Linked DNA regions of Mus musculus: regions 1 and 2 are each linked to region 3. A link is a loop called in an ENCODE intact Hi-C map of the cell type or tissue named here. Cell type or tissue: heart. All regions are shown on one strand.

The links. Hi-C counts contacts between places; a loop is a spot of excess contacts. Peaks named below come from ENCODE experiments on the same cell type or tissue, not always from the same donor. Only the 100,000 strongest peaks of a DNase experiment are listed, where the experiment ranks them.
Region 1: it touches region 3 in a loop (2.8-fold over the local background); 3 of 42 quality-filtered maps call a loop at or near these places.
Region 2: it touches region 3 in a loop (5-fold over the local background); 6 of 42 quality-filtered maps call a loop at or near these places.

What each region holds. Positions count from the first base shown.
Region 1 is chr4:124,739,202-124,747,201 of GRCm38, reverse strand. Inpp5b (inositol polyphosphate-5-phosphatase B) reads right to left here and starts at 5,352. Exons shown (of 24, transcript NM_008385.4): 1 at 5,286-5,352; 2 at 4,612-4,738; 3 at 4,172-4,266; 4 at 3,469-3,566; 5 at 3,299-3,328; 6 at 1,020-1,130. The coding sequence starts at 4,668. It overlaps Gm12915 (predicted gene 12915), which reads left to right. Exons shown (of 4, transcript NR_151694.1): 2 at 2,023-2,215; 3 at 5,281-5,428. It overlaps Gm32117 (a long non-coding RNA gene), which reads right to left. Exons shown (of 2, transcript XR_376640.4): 2 at 7,097-8,000. Mir698 (microRNA 698) reads right to left here and starts at 3,421; the gene lies at 3,313-3,421. In heart, a CTCF peak has its summit at 4,980 (motif pointing left); a DNase peak (open chromatin) is centred at 5,341; H3K4me3 peaks cover 1,338 bases; H3K27ac peaks cover 1,380 bases.
Region 2 is chr4:124,932,884-124,940,883 of GRCm38, reverse strand. Cdca8 (cell division cycle associated 8) reads left to right here and starts at 3,967. Exons shown (of 10, transcript NM_026560.4): 1 at 3,967-4,295; 2 at 4,401-4,529. The coding sequence starts at 4,202. It overlaps 9930104L06Rik (RIKEN cDNA 9930104L06 gene), which reads right to left and starts at 3,836. Exons shown (of 5, transcript NM_177573.3): 1 at 3,551-3,836; 2 at 2,167-2,444; 3 at 339-518. The coding sequence starts at 2,441. In heart, a CTCF peak has its summit at 3,965; a DNase peak (open chromatin) is centred at 3,903; H3K4me3 peaks cover 2,759 bases; H3K27ac peaks cover 1,926 bases.
Region 3 is chr4:124,846,765-124,854,764 of GRCm38, reverse strand. Mtf1 (metal response element binding transcription factor 1) reads right to left here. Exons shown (of 11, transcript NM_008636.4): 11 at 4,965-8,000. 1110065P20Rik (RIKEN cDNA 1110065P20 gene) reads left to right here and starts at 4,201. Exons shown (of 3, transcript NM_001347196.1): 1 at 4,201-4,243; 2 at 4,332-4,533; 3 at 4,803-5,280. The coding sequence starts at 4,209. The coding sequence ends at 4,898. Yrdc (yrdC domain containing (E.coli)) reads right to left here and starts at 4,006. Exons shown (of 5, transcript NM_153566.2): 1 at 3,599-4,006; 2 at 2,958-3,072; 3 at 2,746-2,865; 4 at 749-891; 5 at 1-290. The coding sequence starts at 3,990. The coding sequence ends at 218. In heart, a CTCF peak has its summit at 4,318; DNase peaks (open chromatin) are centred at 3,474, 4,014, 4,914 and 6,934; H3K4me3 peaks cover 2,771 bases; H3K27ac peaks cover 2,406 bases.

The DNA of each region.
Region 1 (8,000 bases), 110 kb after region 3:
TGATACTTCGATGTTAGGGATGTCCAATCTCAATATTAATATTAATAATTATTATTACCCTTGCTTGCAACCACTACTAACAATCATAAATTATCTTTATTATGTTACATTTTGTTTATTTACTTATTTATTCATTAATTTATTATTAACTATTTACAAAACAGCACTTAAACCCATCCAAGGCTCCATTAATTCTTGTCCTGATTTCCTTTTACCAAACTAGCCTCCAAAGTCGGTCACCTTCCTGGCACACCTAGAGAAATGCTTGGAGCCGGATGTTAAGGCCCCATAGGCAGCTGTCATAGGAGACAAACCCTCGTACGTTCCTGCAGAGACCAGACATTAGCTTTAAAGGGACTCCTCCTTATCAGTGCCCGGTGAGCACCTGAGCCCCAGCACCTGGCAGCATGAATTTGCATTCTCTGTCACTGGGCCTCCGCTCTGTACACAACCTCTCTGCTTGCCTGGCTGATCTCCCATCTAAACAAATTTTGTCAAATGGCACCAACTTCTTCTTGCTGGGCCAAAGCTAGCCTTTTTTTTTTTTTTTCTTCTCCAGCTGCAATGGGGAACAGAGCAGGGTTTGAGCGGAATACATTTGACAGACTTCTCTTGGTTGTAGCTATGGATACTGGAGAATTTGGACCCCTCTGCTAACTTGGAGGAAGCCCCGAATCCTCAGAGTCACAGCCCAGTTAACATTCAGGTTTAGTAACCAGAAACAGAAAACCAAACGCCGGCCAGGTGTGGTACACAAGCTTGTAAGGCCAGCACTCGGGAGGGAAGCTGAGGCAGAAGGATCAGGAATAGGGAGCGAAACCCTCATCTCAAAAAGGGAAAGCAAACGTGTAGCTAGCTGGCAGCCCAGGCACTGTGACTCCATGCCAGCAGCCTTGAGATGGTGCGGAAACTGAGTTGTATGACCCCAATGGGGTTGGAAAGTCAACTGTCACTACCAAGAGAGTACAGCAGTGCTCTCAGCCAACACAGCCTTTCCAGGAAACCTGGCTCTTACCTACCTGGACAGGCTCTGGCCACTTCCTGGAGGAACGTTCTGGTGTGTGAACCAAAGGGAAGTTGGAATACAAGCTTGAGTTCAGCTGTGTTCAATTGTACTGTCACATCAGAGCCTGTAGAGAGGAGACAAGAAATGCAGTCACCAGTAGCTAAATACTAAAATGTATTAAGAGGAGACTCTGCGAGCTAGAGAGCTGGCTCAGCTGTTAGGAGCACTTAACCCTTCCAGAGGACCCGAGTTCAATCCCCAGAACCCACATAGCAGCTTATAACTGTCTGTAACCCCAGTGCCAGGGGATCTGATGCCCTCACAGAGACATACACAAAGGCAAGACATCAATGCACATAAGTTAAAAATAAATATTTTTTTAAAAAAAGAATGGACTCTGCCTGGTGGAGGTGGCACACACCTTTAATCCAAGCACTCAGGAGGCAGAGGCAGACACAACTCTGTAAGTTCAAAGCCAGCCTGGTGTACAGAGCAAGTTCCAGGACAGCCAGGCCTGGAAACAGAGAGAAACCCTGCCTTGAGAAACTATTTAAAGGAGATCTGGAGAGATAGCTTGGAGGTTAAGAGCACTGGCTATTTTTCCAAAGTTCCTAAGTTCAATTCCCAGCATCCCTATGATGGCTCACAACCATCAATAATGAGATCTGATGTCCTATTCTGGCATGCAGGCACATATACAGGCAGAATACTGTATATATAATAAGTCTTGAAAAAAAACAAAAAAACATAAAAAAAAAGAGAGAGAGAATCTGCAAAATGGCAAATCAGAAAGCCTAAACTTGGGCTAGTGAAATGGCTCAGCAGTTAAGAACACTGGCTACTCTTCCAGAAGTCCTGAGTTCAATTCCCAGCAACCACATGTTGCTCATGACCACATGACCATCTATAAAGGGATCTGATGGCACATAGGTGTGCTTGCAGCAGAGCACTCCTACATTTGGGGGAAGAGGAGATTGGGAGATTGCTGTGTGATTGGGATGTAATGTGGATTTAAGTTCTCCAGCTCTGTGAACTGAAGAGCATGCAGAAGTGCACTGCAGCACCTGCCTATCTGCTGGTCCACCGTAGAGCCAGGCCCTGAGAATGACATGATGAGGAGAAAAGACTACACACAGGAGAGGCCCAAGCTGAAAGATGTGGCACTTACAAGAGCAGGGGACCCTGGGGCCACTGGAGATGGCTCAACAGGTAAGTGTTTGCTGCCAAGCCTGAACGAGCTGTCCTTTGGTCGCCACACAGACACCATGGTAATTCAAGTACACATACACACACTCTAAATAGTTAGTGTGGTAAGTTTTTTTACATTAAAGGTAGGTTTATTGGGAAGCTGCTTGGGTGGGGGCTCACTGGTTCAAAGGACTGAGGCCAGGCGAATCACCATGGGGAAAGGTACAGGGGGAAGGAAGTTAGAAAGGGCTCAGGGAGAGAAGGGGAGAAGAGGAGCATGGGATAGTTTTTTTTTTTTTAAGAAGAGCGAACTGGCGGGGCAGTGGTGGCGGCACATGTCTTTAATGCCAGCACTCAGAGGCAGAGGAATTCGAGGCTAGTCTGGTCTACACAGTGAGTTCCAGGACAGCCAGGGCTACATGGAGAAACTCTGTCTTGGAAAACCAAAAAGAAGAAGAGGAGGAAGAAGAGAAGGAAAAGGAGAGGGAGAGGGAGTAGGGGGAGGAGGAGGAAGAAGAGGAGGAGGAGGGAAAGAAGGGGGAAGAGGAACAGCAGCAGGAGAAAGAGGAAGAAGAGAAGGAAGAAGGAGAGGAGGAAGGGGAGGAGGAGGAGGGTTACAACTTGTGGTGTCTGAGGTGATGATGGAGCCCACCTGGAGGACTGAAACGCACTGACAAGGGGTGATTAAGGAAAAAGAGCTGGTAGAGGGTAGCACCTGATTCTTAGTCACCGTAGTATGGACACCAGGAAAGTTTTCTCTAGAGTAAAAGCCCAGAAGCTGGATCTTTCATTCTACCTAGTGGGTTCTGGGACTCGAACTCGGAAAGTTGGTCTTGACAGCAAGCACCTTTCTCCACTAAGCCGTTCCACCAACCCAAGAATTTTCTCTTTTGGTTTGTTGTCAGTCTACGGCTTGCCTAGAACTCACAATGTAAGTCCAGACTGACCTCAAATTCAAGGCAATCCCCCTGCCTCAAGCCTCCCACATGCTAGGATTTCAGGCACCTAGCATCACTCCCATCCAGGCATGTTCTCGTTCATCTTTCTGTCTTTGGAACCTGTCCCATTGACCTAACAGGGACCCAGATTGAAAGGGCTACTCACCAAGGATGTAGAGTTCACCATCTGGGGACACTGAGGGAAGGAAACGAGAATGTCTTTAGCAACTGAACATCCCTGTCCCACCCACATAGCCACCACCCTCCCTTACAGTGAGGGCAGAGATGAGTTGGGGGCCACCCAGAGGAGAGCATACCACCCGGCCCAACTGGCACCTTCTTCCAGCATAAAATCTTTTGAGAGTGGCACTATCTGGTCCAGAGATACATCGTCTCCTGTGATGGCCATCCTCCGGTGTGTATACAGGAAGAGACTAAGGGCAGAAATGAGTGGAAGGCCCAGCTTAGAGTGCTTGTGGTCACCTGTGGGTCCCTAGTGCTTAGCTGGCAGTGCCCTAGCCATACGCATGGCTCAGGCCCTTTCCATGCACAGTGTCCAGTGATGCAAGAGCAGTACACATTCCAACCATCTCTTCAACCCCATCCCTTCCCTTTTTGAGGTAGGGTCTCACTCTGTAGCCTAGGCTGTGCTTAGAATGTAGCCCAGGATGGCCTGGAATTTGTGACAGTCCTGCCTCAGCTTCCTGGTGCATGTGCTCGCTCGTTCCCAGTTCAACCCTCTGTACTTTACTCTGGGTAAATGGAGCTATGAAGAACAATTTGCATAGGATTGCAGCATCCGGATTTAAACTCGGGCACTCACACAAACTCAAAATCTGGCCAAGTTTGATATAACTGCCTCTCCTCTAAAAGCTTCCACATCACATCTTGCTGATTATTAAAGGCTTAGAACACGGTGTTCCAGAACACTATCATTGTGTTAATTAGTCTAGGAGACTCAGACAGAATGACTGAAGTCCAGCTGGAGGATACTGAAGAACCACCCATGGCCCACACAGGCAGTCTGAGCCCTACTTACGCATGCTCCTGGGCGTCATTTTCCAGCCGGTACCTCACCAGCCCGAGCAGGCGGCTCTGCCGGCTATCTCCCTTACACAGCACACCTTGGACTGCCTGCTGCTCAGAGTGAAGGGAAACTGAAAGCCAAAGGGCGAAACTCCCCATCCGGCCCACTCCACCACGCTGCCTTTCCCTCTCCCACTGGCAAACGACTTCACCTCTCTGAGTTTTCCTCATCTGCAAAATGGGTATAATAGTCTCCAACTTTGCAGCTGGTTGAGAAAATAGCTACCTATGTAAAGCACCTGGTAGAGAGACCAGAGCCAAGTGAATACTTGGTAAATATTGGTTTACCTTTTCCCATATGGCTTCGAGAGAAATTTTTCCACACCCTCCATCCCACCTCCCAAGGCTGAAGCAGGCACGATCTGGATGGCAACCTACAACTGGGAAGGATATGATGACGCAGTATTCCCCCTCAACCAGGGTCTCCTGGATTGCCACAGACTGGTCCATGCTGAGCTGTCAAACCCTGGGGTAGGGCAGGTGGGAACCTCCCATTCCGTATTAGAGCTGCTTCGGGGGGCTGTGGGGATGAAGAAAGGGGCCTTTGTGGAGGGAAAAGAGAGAGCCTGGTCATCTCTCTTCTCCTTCTGGCCTTCCCCGTCTTTCCTACAATGGGTCTCTCAACGTTTCCAGAAAATGGGTTTCTACCCCTTTGCCCCTTGCTCGGTGTCGCCCCAGATGTTCCCAGTGGAGTTCAGTATGCTCTCTGGTCTCCTTGCTTCTGGGTACAGCTCTGATGCCCTCTTCAGGGAGCAGTTGTGGTCCATCTGGCTCTTCTCTGGGAAAGGTTGGTGGTGTGTCCAAATAGGGGTAGGGAGACAGCCTTCGCCTCAGTCTCAGCTAGGAGGGTCTTATTCTGGAGAAATAACCCAGCCCCGCTGCTCTTTCCTCGGAGCCTGTGGGTGTCCCGTTGCTCCTTGCCCCTCACCCCACCCAACAGGCCCCGTTGCATCAGCAGCAGGTTAGGAGTGTCCATTCTGGCACCCACAGGACAAGGGCCCCAGCAACCAGCTTGCAAGCCCCCTCCCACTCTGCACTTATTTCAGATCCTTGTCATTGCAGCCTACCTCCCGAGCTGTCACCGGTGGGCCTGCAGGACACCTCCGTTCCAGGGCAGATTAAGGACTACATTTCCCAGCGGCCCTGGCGTCACAGGACGGACAGCCAGCCTGCAAGTCCCAGCATGCCCGAGTCGGACATGGACGAGTAGGTGGGTCTCCCCGCCCTTACTCTATTTAAAAATCTAGAATCTACAGTCTGTATTCAAGCATACTCGGGCGTCCCAGTTCTGGAAAGCCTGCGTGAGGAACGCCTTTCTCAGCCCACTAAATCAAAGGGCCAAGGCCCATGTCCAAGGCAGAAGGAAGTGGTCATGTTACCCTAACGGAAAAAATGATGTTAACTTTTATTTTCAAGTTAAGTCCATCCTCAACTCTTCACATGCAGAAAGGGACAGCTTTCTATTATTCTGAAACACTTCCAGATAACTACCGTGCCCTGGCTTCATGTATGTCACCTTCTCCACTTGCCAGGTGGAGAAACGGAGGAACAGAGAGACAAAACTGTTTGACAAAGTCCGTAGCCAATAAGTGCTGGGTGCCCAGAGGGAAGTCCAACTCCAATTCCTGTGTCATTTTCCCGTCTAGGAACTGCTAAATGTTCTTAAGACCTATCTAGCTTTTCTGTCAATGGAACTTGAAATGTGTGGCATCTTTATCTGTGACACAGTAATGACAACCACCAGGCAGCGCGGAGGACTCTTCTTAACAGCGGAGGACGATGTGGCCCTCTTGGCTCTTTATTTCTTTAAAGATCTGTTAGTTTTTAATTTTTTGTGTGTATGTGTGTGTGCTTGCATGAATTTATGTGCACCGTGTGTGTGTGTGTGTGTGTGTGTGTGTGTGTGTGTGTGTGTGTGTGCACGCTCACCTAAGAAGGCCAGAGGTCATCAGATCCTCGGGGCTGGTGACAGGAGGCTGTGAGACACCTGATGTGTGTGGTGGGAACTGGGTCCCAAGAAAGAGCAATATGTTCTCTTAACTAAGGAGACATCTCACCGCAATGCCCAGATAGACAGCCCTGAGCAGGTTTTGTCCTCAAGCCCCTTAGCCACATTCTATTGGCCATTTACCCTGACAGGAACTATTCTCTTCCAGACTCCATTGTTCCCTTCTAGGTAAAGACTATATATAGCTAAACCGGGGATGGTGGCACACTCCTTTAATCCCAGCACTCGGGAGGCAGAGGCAGGCGGATTTCTGAGTTCGAGGCCAGCCTGGTCTACAAAGTGAGTTCCAGGACAGCCAGGGCTATACAGAGAAACCCTGTCTCGGAAAAAAAAAAAAAAAAAAAAAAAAAAAAAGACTATATATAACTCAAGACAGGACAAAAGAAGCTAGCTCAGACGAGAGAGTCTAGAATGGTTGGTTTTTTCTCAACTGCTGACTATTTCGGTAAGCTGGATCCCTGAGGACTGGGCTGAATCTTGCCCTTACACTCCTGTGCAGTTTCTGGTATAGTGGCTCTGAGACTTTCATTTATTTATTTTGAGCAGTCCTGAGGATGGAGCCTAGGAACCGGAACCCAGGGCCTCACAGCTGCCAAGCAAACACTCCATGACTGAGCCACATCTCCATCTCAGAACATGTTCACCCCAATTAGTTAGCTTTACTGATTTAAGATTGCTTCTCGCCGGGCGTGGTGGTGCACGCCTTTAATCCCAGCACTCGGAAGGCAGAGGCAGGTGGATTTCTGAGTTCGAGGCCAGCCTGGTCTACAAAGTGAGTTCCAGGACAGCCAAGGCTATACAGAGAAACCCTGTCTCGAAAAATCAAAAAAAAAAAAAAAAAAAAAAAAAAAGCAAGCAGTTGGGCCAGTGTTGCAGAATGGATGGCCACTGTAACTTTTTATTGCTGTTGTTTTGAGATAGGGACTCACTAGTTAGCCCAGGCTGGCCCAAAATGTGCCTCAAACTCATAGTGATTTTTACCTCTAAACTGTCTCATTGACCCCACACCCACCCCTGTAACCTTTAACCTGCCCCCCTCCTTTTTGTTTTGAATTGAACTCTGATAACCAGTTCAACCTGCATGTTGCAAACTCCTCCCAGACTCTTCCTGGTTGTCTCTTTCTAGAAACATCCACAGCACAACTGGAGTTCAAGTTGATTGGGCTGCAGTTTTGAAGTCAAATGGGGGATGAGGGGAAAGGGCACTAGTTAGAGATCAAGGCACTGAAGGTCACTGAAGGAAGGCAGGAAAACCCCTTAAAGCTGATCGTTAGAGAGGAGGGGCTGGGGAGATGGAATGGGCGAGGCTAGGCGGTCTTTACAGACCGAACTATCCCTGCAGGATTTGGGGGGGTGTCTTCCCAAAATGTAGGTCAGACAAGTATATCCTCCCCACCCCCAAAAGTCTAAGCCTCCTCTTGGGATTGGGGACAAGGACCCATGTTCAAGGCCCAGACCCTGTGAGTGGGGAAGGGGGAACCTGGACTTGGTAAGTCATGCTCTCTAAAGACACAGCTCCAGGGTTTGGAGCAGGGAGATGTGAAGGCTTGCAGTGTCCACAAATTCTTTTCAGATGTCACTCTCTGATAACTGCTGAGCCCAGGTAGTGGACCAGGGACAGGAACAGAGCAAAGGGAGGAGCGTCTGTAGCTACACTGGGGATCCAGGGCAGGGGGTTCCTGGTGACTCTTGGAGTGGCCTTGTTGAAGTTAAGGGTCCCATCTGGCTGGAGGCAGCCACCTGAGGCCAAAGCTTGACAGTACATAGGTAGCAG
Region 2 (8,000 bases), 86 kb before region 3:
TACAGCCTGCTGACCCCGTGAATTATACAGCCTGCTGACCCCGTGAATTATACAGCCTGCTGACCCCGTGAATTATACAGCCTGCTGACCCCGTGAATTATACAGCCTGCTGACCCCGTGAATTATACAGCCTGCTGACCCCGTGAATTATACAGCCTGCTGACCCCGTGAATTATACAGCCTGCTGACCCCGTGAATTATACAGCCTGCTGACCCTGTGAATTATACAGCCTGCTGACCCTGTGAATTATACAGCCTGCTGACCCTGTGAAGTCTGCACCTGCTGCAGCCTCTAGGGGCGGCTCTGGGCAGTCAGTCAGGAAGCACTCGAAGGATATGAGCTTCCATAATGTCTGTCGATGTCCTGCAGCCACTCCAACATGTCAGCCACAGAGGGGCTCACAACTGAGGGGCGCAGGACGGTGTCAATGTCTAGCACAGCCGCATGCTGCTCGTAGGCCTGAAACACCTGCTCCACGTGGCTGTTGATGGTGTTACGGACCTTGAGGAGGGTGGCTCTGTGGGAAAAGGAGGGTGTTAGGCAGTATCCTAAAAAAAGATAGGGGGTAAGCCTTCTCAAACCACTACTGTCCTGTTAAGTTTTGTTTCAGAGGGGACTCAAACCCTTAGACGTGTTAGGGAAGCGGTCTACCACTGAGCTATACCCTTGTTAATTTAGTATGAGGGAAGGGCATGCACATGACAGAGTATGCTTGGAGATCAGAGGGCTACTTTGTGGCATCCACTCTGTCCTTCCACCTTTCCATGGGCCCGTGGATTGAACCCAGGTCATCAGGCTTACACGGCAAGTGCCTCTACCCCAGGAGCCATCTTAACTGCCCTTGTCTGGCCAGTTCTTCAATGGCAATGTGGGCTCGACATGCACAGACTGCTTGAGAATGTGAGTTATTTCCCCTGTGCATAAAGGCTTCATTGCTCACTGTGTTTCCCAAGAACAGCAAACACACAATCAGTGAATGAATTGTCACTGGAAAGATAAATACTATGATGTGTGTAAAGTGCCTTTGGCAGTGGCTACATAGTATTCGAATGCTGACTCTAAGGAACCCATCACTAAAACAAAGGCTGCAACTTCCCAATGGACAAGGGATCCTCTAGCCCAGAACGCTAGCTCTAAATATCCTACTGTGGCTTATGGTGTAAAAACAGGAAACAATCCAAAATCCTCAAGTGTGTAAGACCTGCTTATAGTCGATGACTAACATCAAGAACAAGCAGAAGCCGGGTGTGGTGGCGCACACCTTTAATCCCAGCACTCAGGAGGCAGAGGCAGGCGGATTTCTGAGTTCGAGGCCAGCCTGGTCTACAAAGTGAGTTCCAGGACAGCCAGGACTATACAGAGAAACCCTGTCTCCAAAAAAACCAAAAAAAAAAAAAAAAAAAAAAAAAAAAGCAGAAAACAGAGTATCTGTGTAACACCTGTGTTGTTACTGTTTCTTGGGCTACTTAGTTACACATGTATCCACTTGTGTGTAGAACCAGGTGGTGGTAAGAAGCCCCAGCTTAAGTGGCAGGCCCACTTCAGATTCCTGGCTCTATTTCTCACGGACTCTGTGATCAGGACAATCAGTTTGAGTTTCCCTTTTCTTGCTTCCAAGTGCATAGACAGGTATAAGGCAGAGGTGTACAAGGTCCCGGACACACAGTCCTTACTCCCAGCTCTCCCTGAACTGCAGTACACCAAGGACAACGACAGAAGAGGGCTGCACTCCTCGCCACCCTCTTCTTTTCTGCTTTTGTAATTTCTTCCATTTATTTAGTTGGTTTGGGGTTATTTTTATTTATTTGTTTGTTTACTTACTTATTTATTTTGAGACTGGGTTTATCTGTGTAGCCCTGGTTGCCTTGGAACTCTCTATGTAGACCAGACTGGCCTTGAACTCAGAGATCTGCTTGTATATGCCTCCTTAGTGCTGAGATTAAACACCTGGCCTGATTTGGGTTGTTTTGTTTTGTTTTAAAGACATGCATGGTCTTACAATGTAGTCCAGGCTGGCCTCGAACTCACAGACATTCAACTTAGCTCCAGCATGATTACTCCTGACTTGCTTTTGTCGATTTCTGTAGGACCCCCTGACTGAGGCTGGGATGCCATGCGGCATTAAGATCTGTCCATCAACAAAGGGGGACAACAGAGCCTCTTACAGCCGCTCAGCTAGCTTGTCCAGAACAACGTCACCAGCCTCCAGCTGCTTGCGCCTCAACCGCTCCTGTAAGTCTGGAAAGGGACGCAGGGCTGGCACATCCTCAAAGCGCAGACTCTGTGCGGCTTGCAGCTGCTCAGCCAGGTTACTGAGAGAGGACAGGAGGGGCGAGCAGTCCTGCAGGGTGCTCTGCCACAGGTTCTGCTGTTCCTCCACCACAGGGAAGCACTTCCTCAGGGCCTCCTGCACAACCAGCAGAGGCTGGTCATGAGCCATTTTCTGGGAAAAAATAAACAAAACAAAAGGGAGTCAGGGTACCAGAAGGGAGGGCCTGCATCAAGGCTGCGTCATTTCCGACCTCAGGAGAAGACCAGCTGTTGGTCTTCAAATAGTCCCAAGGCAATAATGAAAGGTAGGGAGACTTTGGGGGACACAAACAAGAACTCCTAGTCCTGGAAGTGGGCTGACACCTTCAGCCAACAATGAAGGAAGAATTCCTGCAAGTACACTTACCAACTGTGAACAGCCTTTCTTCCTTCCTGCTGTAAATCTTCCATGTTCTAGAAATCTCACCAGGAATCCCATTTACAGAGAAAGGACACACACTACCCCATTTACATCTGTAGGATTTAATACCATCAAAGAATCTTGAAAGCCACCTCACTTACTTCTCTTATCAAACAACTTCTTGTTTGAAGGGAGTCACAAGGGTTTTTAGAAACCCTTTTGAGATGTAAACTGAAAGCCACCAAAATAAGTAATTGTGGCTAATGTAACATGACTTTAATTCCAGCCCTCTGGAAGCAGAGCCGGGTTTTGGGTTTGAGGCCAGCCTGGTCTCAAGAAACTGGGGGAAAAGAAAGAAAATCAACTGCTGATCTCCCTAGAGAATCTCATACCCACGTGGCTATGTCTAACTTTCTGAGATTCTCTGAGGAGCATGCAAGTGTCTTTTATGCCTAGGTGCCTGCCTCTCTCTCTTAATTCTTGTGCTTATGCCTGTATTTAAAACAGCCATAGGCTGGGAGTTGTCGAATGCATCTTTAATCCTAGCACTGGAAAGACAGAAACAAGCAGATCTCTGTGAGTTCGAGGCCAAACTAGTATACACAGAGACTTCCAAGATAGCCAGCGTTATATGGTGAGGCCCCGTAGCAAATATGTTCATGTAACTCTGCTTCATAAATCAGCTAGTGCTGAGTTCTTTTCAGCGTCAGGGCCATCAACTGAGCTCAGCTAGTGCTGAGTTCTTTTCAGCGTCAGGGCCATCAACTGAGCTCAAGTCCTTAAAAGGCTAGGGCAACTCCCCACGCTGCAGAGTGGAGCTGTGTCTCTGTCTTGTAACCGCGGACACTCAAGAATATTGATTCTGGCGGTCCTCTTACCTTCTCTCTGCAGGAAGACCGTTGCTTCGGGTCTTCCGAAGGGGTTTCTTCACGACAGGGCAATCTGCTTTAGACTGCGAGTCTCTGGGGTCTGTCTGTTCCGGGACCTGTGCTTCTGGAGTCAGTCTTGTCGCCTCTCTTTAAGATTTCCAGCCCTAAATCAACAGGAAAACGTAAATCCTGCGATGTCAACGCTGAGTACATCAAAAACTACACCGCGCTTATTCACAAGAACGAACTCACCACTCTACTTCCAGTTAGCACGACTCTGGAGTCGCGAAAAGATGGCGTGTGCCGCAATGACATCTGGGCATTGAAGTCCTCCATGAGGATTGGCTGGCGGAAGGAGAAGAAGCTTTATTGTGATTGGGCGTGGTGAGAACCGTCCTAAGACGGCGATTTGCTATTGGCTAGGCTGTGCCCGTTGAGTTTGAATTGGGTGGCGGTTAACCGAGGAGCCGCCCGTCCCTTAGTTGGAGCTGTGAGGGTTCCTCAGACTGTGTTTTGGGACCTGCAGGTAGGTTTCGGCAGAGTTCTGGAAACCTAGACTCCAACGACTGAACTTTCTCAGCTCTCCGACCGCTCACACCCTCTCCCCGTCTCAGTCGCGGAGCCGGCTGCTTGGCCCCTCGCTCGACGCAGCCAGGCGCCATGGCTCCCAAGAAACGCAGCAGCCGCGGAACCAGGACCAACACGCTGCGGAGCCGGAAGCTCGCCTCCTTCCTGAAGGACTTCGACCGCGAGGGTAAGGGGTGGATTCGCGTGATCGTGGGTTTTGGGTGGGTTGGGACGCGGATGCGACGGCTTCGCACACCTGACGCGGGATCCGTCCGCTTTCACCTCTTTGCAGTGCAAGTTCGAACCAAGCAAATTGAGTCCGACAGACAGACCCTCCTCAAGGAGGTGGAAAATCTGTACAACATCGAGATCCTTCGGCTCCCCAAGGCGCTGCAAGGGATGAAGTGGCTTGACTACTTCGGTAAGAGCTGCTAGCGTTTTCCCCGTGACCAACGAGTGCTTATCTTGAAAGCTTATTGTAGGGACTCATTCAGATGTCCCCTTCTTAATAAGGTCTAAAATAACCACCGGTAGGAAATTGCCATCTGTCATAACTTATAAAAGAATGGTGGGCCCATAGGAAAGAAGTAGGCATGAATTACCCTTCAGATGAGCGCTATTAGGACAGTGCATCTCACCTTCACGTTTGAATGGGAGAGCTTTAGAAGAGATATACCAGAAATAGAATGATGGAGGCCTGAAGGAAGAGGGGCGAGGCCGAGATCTCAAATCTATAGTACAAAGTGAGCTGATAATTGAAGGTTTTTCAGGGGTTGGGGGAGGCTGTTCCGCACTGACATGACCTAACCTATGCTAGCCTACCTGCCAATAGGCAGGGATGCAGTCGCTCAGTAGGACAGTAAGAGTTGTCCTGCAGCTTAACAGCGGAGGGAGAGGACTGTAAGAGCAGGACGCATCATGTCTTCTCAGCATCTCTGTATCCAGGGGGAGTGTTTTGGGAGAACACATCCATCTTTTGGGGAGACCCTACTGCTCAGCCCCACTGGAAACTGCCTGCCATCCAGCCAGGCCAGTGGTAGGCAAACCACTGTCCTTAGCAGGCCAGGTAACAAACAGTCTTGAGTTCTGGAACTGCATTTCTGTTACAGTTCCAAAAGAGCCGTGATGAGTTTGATTTCTGGGCAAACTGAAATGTCAATTTCACATAATTTTCACACATCCGGGAAATACTTGTACAAACTCAGCCTTCTAAAATGAATGAATAAATTAAGAGAAAAATTATTTGTTTTTTGTCAGAGCTCATTTCGGACAGTATCCTCAAACAGCTCTGTCTTGTGAACTACAAAGATAGGAGTAGGCCGGGCAGTGGTGGCGCACGCCTTTAGTCCCAGCACTTGGGAGGCAGGGCAGGTGGATTTCTAAGTTCGAGGCCAGCCTGGTGTACAGAGTGAGTTCAGGGACAGCCAGGGCTATACAGAGAAACCCTGTCTCGAAGAACCAAAATAAAAAACAAAAACAAAAGACAAATCACAAATCATCACGGCCAAATAAATTAACGCAAGCGTTTTCATTAGTGTATGCAGGCTGCCTCCCCCTACGGCTGGGTTTGAGAGATCGGCATTGGATGTGAGGAAGTCAAGTCTCTTACAGCTCAGTGGTTGGGTGGGGGGGGGGTGCGTCTTCAAATGGGGGATTTAGCAAGCAAAATGGGCGGGGTTACAGAAGCAGAACATAAGCAGAACAAGTTAGTCTCCTTCTGAAACAAAGCCAGGTGAACATAACAAGATAATCATAGCCGAGCAGTGGTGGTGCACGCCTTTAATCTTGGCACTTGGGAGGCAGAGGCAGGTGGATCTCTGAGTTCGAGGCCAGCTTGGTCTACAAAGTGAGTTCCGGGACAGCCAGGGCTACACAGAGAAACCCTGTCTTGAGGAGAAAAAAAAAAAGATAAGAGTGGTTTTCTGACCAGAGAAAAATGTCAGCCCATTTCCCGCCATTTGTGAAACCCCTGAGGAAGCATGGAGGCTCCTTTCTCTCCAGCTGCTTCCTCTGCCTTCCTCATCACTATATCTACCAGTGTGCCTCCTCCTTCCTAGGTACAAGTGCATGTTTTGCTAACAAAATTCTTCTGTCATGCCTTATTAATCTTTCTGTTCATTCATTTCTACAAAGTTAAGTGTCACTCACTAGGCTAGGCACTAAAGATGCACCTAGGAAAAGCAGACATTGTCCCACCACAGGGGTAGTGGAGAAGGACCGCTTAAAAATTCATACAGAATTTAGAAATAAAGTACGACAAACAAGATGGGAGTAGCAGCCAGTAAGTATGAACTGAATAAGCATTAATAGGATGAGCCAGTTTTGTTTTTGAGACAGGCTCTCTTTGCAGCCCTAATAACCCCAGCTATTCTGGAACTCTTATATAAATCAAGGTGGCCTTGAACACACTTGTGATCCACCTGCCTCTATCTCCAAAGTTCTCAGATTAAAGGCATGTGCCACCACGCTGGCAAATAGGCCAGTTTTAGGAGGATAACACTGGGGCCCAGAGAGATACATTACTCAGGTTCTCACATATGGAGGCAGAGTCTGTTTGCTCCCCATCATTCTGTCTGTAAGGCCCAGGATCTTAACTGTAGACCCTGGATTCCATGAGGAGTTCTTTGTCTTTTTTTTTAAATTGTGGTCATTGTTTTGTTTTGTTTTGTTTTTGTCTTTTTCTTGAGACAGGGTTTCTCTGTGTAGCCCCAGCTGTCCTGGAATCCATTCTCTAGACCAGGCTTATTGATTTAACAAAATCTCAATAGTTTGATTTTCCCTATGAAGACTTGGGAGCCAGATGCTGAGGTGAGAGCCTACTAGCTCAGAGAGACAGAGAGAGCACCCAGCTGACCTTCCCCCTCAGCTGATGTCCTAGAAGGCATGCCTCTCTCAGGCCATCTCAAGAAACCTTCAGATTGAATGCCCCTCCCTTCTACTTCCTGTATGTCTCTCTATCTACCCTCCTGACTTGTTCTTACCCTCTATGGTTTTTCCTAATAATCGTATGCTCACTTCCTGTCAGCTGGTTGCCTGCTCTATCTTTTGACCTATGGTTGACTCTGTTTAGTCATGTTTACAGTACTCAAGCAAAAAGCTCTTGGATTAAAGGTGTATGTTAAGGCTGAGCCACACAACTAAAAACGAGTTTTTCTAGTAAATAGCACAGTCCTGGGGTTCACAAATATTCTGTAACACAGGCTGGTGTCTGACTGTGAGATCCGCCTGCCTCTGCCTCCTAAGTACTAGGATTAAAGGCGTGCGCCGTCACTGCTGGGACCGTGAAGACTTGTAATAAGGAGCTCACCTAAGCTTTCATTCTATATCTTTTTGCCAGGACCAAGGGATATTATCTCGAATTCAGTTCAGGCGGGAGTAGACATCTAAGTAGCTTTAGTAGCTTTTGAATAATTTGAATAAGCAGAACAAGTTAGTCTCCTTCTGAAACAAAGCCAGGTGAACATAACAAGATAATCATAGCCGAGCAGTGGTGGTGCACGCCTTTAATCTTGGCACTTGGGAGGCAGAGGCAGGTGGATCTCTGAGTTCGAGGCCAGCTTGGTCTACAAAGTGAGTTCCGGGACAGCCAGGGCTACACAGAGAAACCCTGTCTTGAGGAGAAAAAAAAAAAAGATAAGAGTGGTTTTCTGACCAGAGAAAAATGTCAGCCCATTTCCCGCCATTTGTGAAACCCCTGAGGAAGCATGGAGGCTCCTTTCTCTCCAGCTGCTTCCTCTGCCTTCCTCATCACTATATCTACCAGTGTGCCTCCTCCTTCCTAGGTACAAGTGCATGTTTTGCTAACAAAATTCTTCTGTCATGCCTTATTAATCTTTCTGTTCATTCATTTCTACAAAGTTAAGTGTCACTCACTAGGCTAGGCACTAAAGAT
Region 3 (8,000 bases):
TAATTCTTGGCTGACAAATAAATGTACAGAATAAATAAATATAACCTTCCCCCGGGGACAAGGCTCACCCTGCAGCTTCTGGCTGGCCTACAGGATTCAGAGCCAAGGATGCTGCCTAAAAAGCTAGGCTATAGATGTAGGAACCTCAGGCAGTGAGGCTTTGCCATCCAGTAGCAGACACATAGTATCCAGCATGGTCCTTGGGTCCTCCCAAGTTTCATGAACAGGACCCCTGTGAAGGGAGCAGCCCATATTTCTGCTGGAGGATCGATGTAGTGTTTTCCAGGGCACTGAGGAAGATAGAAGGTAGTTAAGAGTTTGACTTCTCAGAAGATGGAGTACACCAAAGTCTGAGTAGCCTAATTCTAATTACTGTCCCACTGTTAAACAAACTTGATGAATCTTAAAAAGCCAGCTATACCAGCAAATTTAGTCCCAGCCCACTTAACACCTCTCTGTGGCAGCCCTTAGTGGTCCCTTTAAAATGGTAATGAAGATATGCACTTTTTTGGTTAAGTTTTTGTTATTTTTGCTTTCAAGACAGGGTTTCTATGTGTAGCCCTGGTGTCCTGGAATTGCTTTGTAGACCAGGCTAGCCTTGAACTCACAAGAGATCTGCCTGCCTCTGTCTCTTAAGTGCTGAGATTAACGGCGTGAATTAACACTGCCTGGAGAAAACCTGCACTTTAAATCTTCTCTTTTCTCCAACCTCCCTCACATTCCCCAGAGGCACAGGAAAGATACTTACCAGCCTGGGCGAATAATGCCAAACTTTCCAGGCACAGATAAGTCAACCACAGTAGAGCCGAGGCGACACTCAGGGCTCTGACTATCCCCAATTGGCCCCCCATCAATGACAAGGGACAAATGAGGCCAGAGGTCTTGGAACTCCTGAAAAGAAAGAAGGTTAGGGCACAGCTGAATTATCATCCTGAATACACAGCTCACATTTAAATATAATTATCTTCCTTTAAGCAGCATAGAAACCTCTTAGTACCGTCAGCTAAGTCAAGGGCACAATTAACACCAGGATCTGATATGTACCACGTCTGAAGCCTCCTTAGGTATGCACTCCTTAAAGAAAACCTTAATGCAATAAGAGGAATTCCAAGTACTGCAGGGATGGGGGAGGCTTAGGTCCAAAAAGTGGCGTGCTGGGTATGAGCCAGTCTTTCCGTATCTGTGTGATGCATGTAAATTACTTCACTCAGGCCCCTAAAGCAAAGCTCTAGCAGCCTGATCCTAGACCTCAGTGGAAGTTAAGAACTGTATAAACACATGCCACCAGCACTCAGCCCCTAGGCTACAGGGTGTACTGTTAACAGAGCTTGATTTCTTCTGGCCCCAGTAAAGAGTCTTCAATGCAGTTAGGCAGGGAACCAGCTATAAATCAAGCAATGACTGTGCTGGTCTAGGGCCGCTGACAAGGTAAAAACTTACTCCTCCTCTGGGAAGATTCCCACCCACGTCCACAGTGTATAGCTACCCGGAGCAACTAAAGCAGATACTACATTTCCAATGTCCCCAGGTCTGGCATAGAAAACCCCAGCACTTTACTGCAGCTAATGTTAAGTGTTGGAAGAACAGAACAAAGCTCCTTTGCCTGTTCATTTGTCCTAAACTACACAGCCAACACAGGATTACAATGATCTTATCTCAGGCCTATCTGGCAGGCAAAAATAAAATAAGGTCAGGAGTCAAAAATTAGGTGAGGCCAGGTGTGCTGGTACAGATGCAAAACTGGGGAGGCCCAAGGGTCCTGACTGTGAGTTCTAGGCCAGCCTGGGAGACAGAGTGGATCCTGTCCCAAACAGAAACATGCCCCCTCCAAAAAGAAAGAATTCAGAGAGAACTGGCAATTAGTTGGGACTGTCATTTAATGACCATGTGACAGAACAGCGAACTAATGTTTCAAAGCCCCAAATTTTTCTCAGCATGGTTGTCAAGTCTCTGACAACCACTTCCCTCACAAAGCTGTCTGTATTTCCTATAATCTGTTCTTTTTCTTTGAGACAGAGTCTCTCTATGAACTCATTCTGTAAACTCAGAGGGCCTGGAACTCCGCAATCAGACTGCTTCTGTCTCCTGAGTGCTGGGATTAAAGATGCTCACCACCACTCCGACATCTTTTCTATTATCATCGATACAAAAAACCACACCTGCTCTCCCTTGGCCTATCAAGATAAAACAATTCCAACACTTTCTAAAGAAAAATAAGTAAAGCTCCCAGGGGCAAAGAGATGGCTCGGCAGTCAAGAGCATTGACTGCTCTTGTAGAGGACCAAGGTTCAATTCCCAGCACCTACACAGCAGCTCATAACTGTCTACAACTCCATGGTCGGGAGATCTGACACCATCACCAACTCCATGGTCGGGAGATCTGACACCATCACCTAGACACACACACACACACACACACACACACACACACACACACACACGCGCGCGCGCGCAAAACAGCAATGTACATAAAATAAAAATAAATCATTAAAAAAAAGTAAGTGTCCCTAAATAACTAAGGCTGACTGAGATTTTCTTACCCTAGCCTCCTTGTCCTGGCCTTACAAGTACACCACCTGCCCCCTTCCAAGATTCATTCGGATACCCTCCTCTAACCAACACCAAATGGGTAACCTTCTCACCCATGCACCAAAGGCCCAAATTTCTGCCAGGCAATCCCATTACAGTGTTAGCCTTGTTGATTTTAAGGAAACAGCAGTTTAACCTGCTGGGGCCAATTCTCACCTCAACACTCAGAGAACTGGCCTGGGAGCTGAGGTTGGCACTAGTGAGTGCAAGTGGTCCCCCAAACATCTGGGCCAAGTCCAGCATGAAGGCATGGTCAGGAATCCGGATGCCAACAAGCTGGGAAGCAAGAAAAGAGAACGTGAGGAAGACATCGAGGGCTTGCAAGCGTCTGATTTAGATCGCAGGAAAAGGGAAAACTCTTGACTCACACGAGTAAAGGGGTTCAGGTCTTTGTTGAGCTCCTCGGAGCGCTCCATCACCAGGGTCACAGGGCCTGGGAACAGGTCTTCCAGGAGCTCCCTAGGTACTCTCACCTGACAGTACCTGCAGGCAAAGGAGCACAAATCCTCTCCAAATCACCCTGATGGACCTTTCCTGGGGACTTAAGGCAGATGCTGGAGAGGGGTCCCCTTCGCGTGTATAATGAACGAGATCTACCTGACTCTCTACTCCCTCTTCCTCGGAGTTCTGGCAGAAGACAGACTCCACAGAGTACCCTGGGCTTTAAGTCTATCCGCCTGTCTTGGGGGACAAAACCACAGCGCCGTGGCACGTGGATACAATCTCAATCCGTTTAATCATCTGGAAGGCGTTACCCCGAAACGGGCCTCCCCTCCGCCCATCACAAGGGCACCGGGAGAAGAGTGCCATGCTCGCCTAACTCAGCTTCTCGACCGACTGTCTAGAGCGGATCTTGGCGAGCCGTCAGCGCTCCCGACCAATCTCCAGTTCCGGATTCCTCCTCGGGGAGCAAGGACAAGCCCCTCCCGCGCTCGGCGGACGCCGCGGTCTCCCGAGGCTGTCACCGGAAACCCCTCCCGCGGGGCCGCCCCCAGCGGGGCCGCCTCACCTGTAGACGTCGGCCACGCGGCCCAGGCACACGGCCAGCGGCTTGGCCTCGCTGCGGCCTTTGAGGCGGTACACGCAACTCAGGGCCGCCGAGCTGCTCGCCGAGCAGGCCAGGCCGTAGAGCGTGTCGGTCGGGACCGCCACCACGGCGCCGGCGCGCAGCTCGGCCACGGCGGCCCGCAGCGCCTCGGTCCAGCCGGAGCGCTCGGGGCTCGCGGCTTCCACGGGCTCGCTCTCCGGAAGCCGCAGCAGCCGGGCCCCCGGCAGCGCCGGAGCGGGCTCAGGAGGGCGTAGGAGGCGGCAGCCGCGGCCAGAACTAGCCGGCCCGTCGCTCAACCCCATGCCGGCCGCCACGGCGGCCCTCAGCCCCGCGCACGGACGCGCCGTAGACATCCGTGCCGAGCCGCTTCCGGGAGGAAGTGACGCACGGACGCAACTTCCGGCCCGCGAGGCTCGGCCCCGCCTCCGCTCCCGGCCGCTTAAAGGGACCGCGACCCCCAGGCGACTTGAAGGAGAACGGTGGGGACGGGGCGGGGCTCGGCTTAGCGGACTCCTCGCGCGGCGCGGGGGGCGGACTGCGGAGGGGTGGTGAGCGGGTGGCACGGGCGGCGATGGAGTGGGGTCCCGGCGCAGGCTGGTCACGGGGGTGAGAGCGGGCCGGCGGGGCGGTGGGTTGGGGCCGCGACCTCGCGCCGCCTAGCGCCGGGCCCTGACGCCGTCTCTCTCCCGGGCAGGGAGGCTGCCGGCGTGGACCGTGGGAAGGCGGGGTTGGGGCTCGGCGGGAGGCCACCCCCGCAGCCGCCCCGAGATGAACGCGCCCAGCAGCTGCTGGACGCCGTGGAGCAGCGGCAGCGGCAGCTTCTGGACACCATCGCCGCCTGTGAGGAGATGCTGCGGCAGCTGGGCCGCCGGCGCCCAGAACCGGCTGGTGGCGGGGTCAGTGCCCAGTGCCCTCTCCGGGCTGGACCTGGGGAGGTGGGCGCTTCCCACTCACTGCACTGGTCTAGCTCGCGCTCCCCACCCCCACCCCGCTCCAAAGGAGGCAGGTGGAAGAGCATCCCCACCGCTTAACTTCCTTTGATCTGAGCGAGGTTTTGAAAAAGCATGGTACTGTCGAGATGCCAAGTGGCCTTATTCTTGTGGGGCCTAACTTAAGGCCTTTCCTCCGGGCTCATCCCCCCTCCCCCCTTTTCTGTTCCAACTAGAACGGTTCAGCCAAGTCTGGAGCGCCGCCCCAGCCATCTGTATCGGCCAGAGGTGGCCTTCCAAAGGATGCTGGCGATGGAGCCTCGGAGTCTTGATCATACCCTAGCCGGGCACCCTGACTTCTGTCCCTTTCCAGGGCCAGTGGCTGGACTGTGACCAACTCCCTTCACTAAAAGGGGCCAGTCTTCACGGGCAGTTGCTGGTACTTGGCCCTCAGCCTGGGATGGCAACTCTACTAGCAGCTGGGTTCACTCCCACGTCGTCCTGGCTGAAGGCAGTACTGTGCTTTGAAATGGAGCCAACAAACATCCAGTCTTGAGTACTCGGATTCAGGAAGCCAGCAGTGCTGGCCAGAGTGGTCTGGCCTGCTTTGGGGGTTCCAGGTGGTATTACATGTTCATTTCATGCTTTGGGGGCTCTCAGCCCCACAAAACACTTGAGCAGAGTCTTGATTAAAAGGAAATCTGCAGACCCTGGTGACTGACCTTTCTTTTCTGTCCCTCCAAGACTTGATGGCTGGGAGTGGGAAGAGAGTGTCAACCAGGGACAGGGATGGGAAGTAATGCCACATGTACTACCAGATTTAAATAAGCATTTAATTAAGATTTCATTAGTATTTAATATTGCTTTTTCAATTCCAAAAAGTTAAATTTTCACTTCATAGCAGATATTTTAAAGTACAATATTAAGTTTATACAAAATGAGCAATTAAGCAAACACTATTATTTCACATTCTTCAAAAATACAAATTCGTATTTATTCTTTTTAGGGGTTGGAGGTTTCTTCCTTTGGAAGTACTGAACCTGTAACGTTTTCATATCGCTCAGTGGAAGTCCGTTGTTCCCATGTTTTACATTTAAAATAAACTTGGTACTTTTACATAATTCAAATAAAACTATTTGGGACTTAAAAACTTGTCACCAAGACCACTGGCCAATGATTAGTTTGTGTTAGAAAAGAGTTTGTGGCCTTTTCTGGCTAGATCTGAGCCAGGCAACCAGAAAAGCCCGTTTTCCAGCCACCTTCCCCAAACTGCAACAGGGAATTCCCAGGAAAAGGGACTAGCTACCTGGGACTCCAACCTCAGTGACATTTTCTCCAAAGCACAACCAAAGATGCAGGCTGTTGACTCACACAGCCCTTGGGAAGCCTGAGAACACCCGCGGCAAGGGCGGGCAAGCCCCTGACTTGGCACCTCGAGGGACACGGGGATACTACAATAAACACCCCAGATTTTGGTGGAAAAAAGTTTTATGAAAACATTACCTGTTTAAAAAAAAAAAAAGTAGAAATTGCATTGAATTGAGAAAGTGACATGACATTATCACCTATTTTTGTCCCAGTGAGCCACCACCAAGGAGCAGTGTATGGTTTTTACACGCCAGTTCTAGAAAAAGGTTGTACTATAATATAATTTGACAGATCCAATTAAACTTGCATTTTCAACGCAGACTGAGAAGCCCTCAAGCCGCCAGAACAGTGAGAGATGCCTGGGCTAATGACCAACCTCCCCAAGAGCAGGGGCATAAGAAACAAGATCCAAGAATATGCAAGAAACAGACCAATCAGAAATATGTATGATCCAGTTTTATGGCTCATCCCCTTCTGCCTCAGAGGAGAGATGGACAATTTCCCATCTGTGTCACAGCACAACCACTTGCAAACTTCATCTGTGAAAATCTTGCACTGGCTGGAGTATATTTAAAATGCCTCTACAGTTGGGAATTTAAGAGTAAGTGGGAGCCGGTGAGGGAGGTCATTAACGGCTTCCTAAATGGATTTGATGAAGCGTGGAAGTCATTCTGCTTTTGAGCCAACAGAGGTGGTGCAGAGAGCCTTCCGACATATTTCTGATTGGGGCTGTGAAAAAGCTGTAAATTCGCGACAGTAGTGCACTTCCACACACCAACAGTCTCAGTGACACTGGAGACGCTTCCCTTCAATGGATGTGTTTACAAATATGAAAGTCTAAAGGTGCCAGGTTTCTACCTAGGAACAACCGACCCTTCCTTTCAGGAATCATTTTGTTCTGGGGAAGAGGGGAAAGAGCAGGGGACGGCGGAGAAGCAGTTGAAAAGGGGCCTCAACAGTCAGAAGAAAACAGCTGCAGCAGTTCCTTGGAGGGCCTGAGGGGGGCGCCCCGGACACACAGGAAGGCTTGCATAGATTGAGCAGCTGCTGAGATGCTGATAGTGGTTCCCTGTGGCCAGCTTCAGCACAGGGCTGATGGAGCAGAAGGCCAGGCCAGGGCCACGTGGGATAGCGACTGTCAAGCTACGCATATATTGCACCCAAGTAAGTGCTCTTTTTACACCTCAACTTAACTTTTATTCTGAGCAAAAAATAAAACTTTGGGGAAAGTATATATATGTATATATACATACACAACAGAAATTGCAGCAATTGGGTTAAAGATAAAAGTAACCTAAAGTGCTTTTTATTTTATTATTTAAAATATCAATATGAGGTTCTGCAAATTTGTCCCTCTGGACACATTCAGCATAATACAAAGCCTCAGGCAAAACTCAGGCACCTCCATTACCCCATCAGCCCACTGCCTTGATCCGGAAAACAACCTTTTCCCATCCACTGACTCTGAAAGGGAAGGGGAGTCCCATTGCCTTCTACCTAGAGGGCTCTCCACACCCCAAGCCTCTCCTTGGCATTGTACCATCATCTTATGAACCAAAGTCAACAGAGGACAGTACTCCTGTGGCCAAACTAGTGCTGCCCAAGGGCACTGAGCTCTCTTCTCTCAGCCTTACCCTCCTGCCTGGGAAGGACCACATTTATAAGGCAATTGGGTGGGACCAAGATCACCTGACCACCTCCTAGGTCCATCAGCCCTGCTGCCAACTAGTCTCTTGGAAGAGGCTAAACTGGAGATGCTAGTGGTAACCCAAGTCTCGTCTACAGGGTGACAGTGGTGATGGCTGTCGTGGAAGGAAAGGCTTAATCGACTTGCCAGAATTCACTCTTCTTGGCCTTACCCTAAGGTCATTCCCTGGCGAAACCACTCCATGAAGGGTCTTCGTGGTTCTAGTTTAGCCAGGAGGTTCCCTCTTCTCCAAGGTCCTTAGCATTAGAGGCTGGGCTTGTGGAAAGATGGGGGAAGGACCACTGGTACAAGCATGGCCGAAGCGTCTGTCTACCCTGTTTCACACATTGGCTCTCCACAACCACCAACTGCAAGCAGA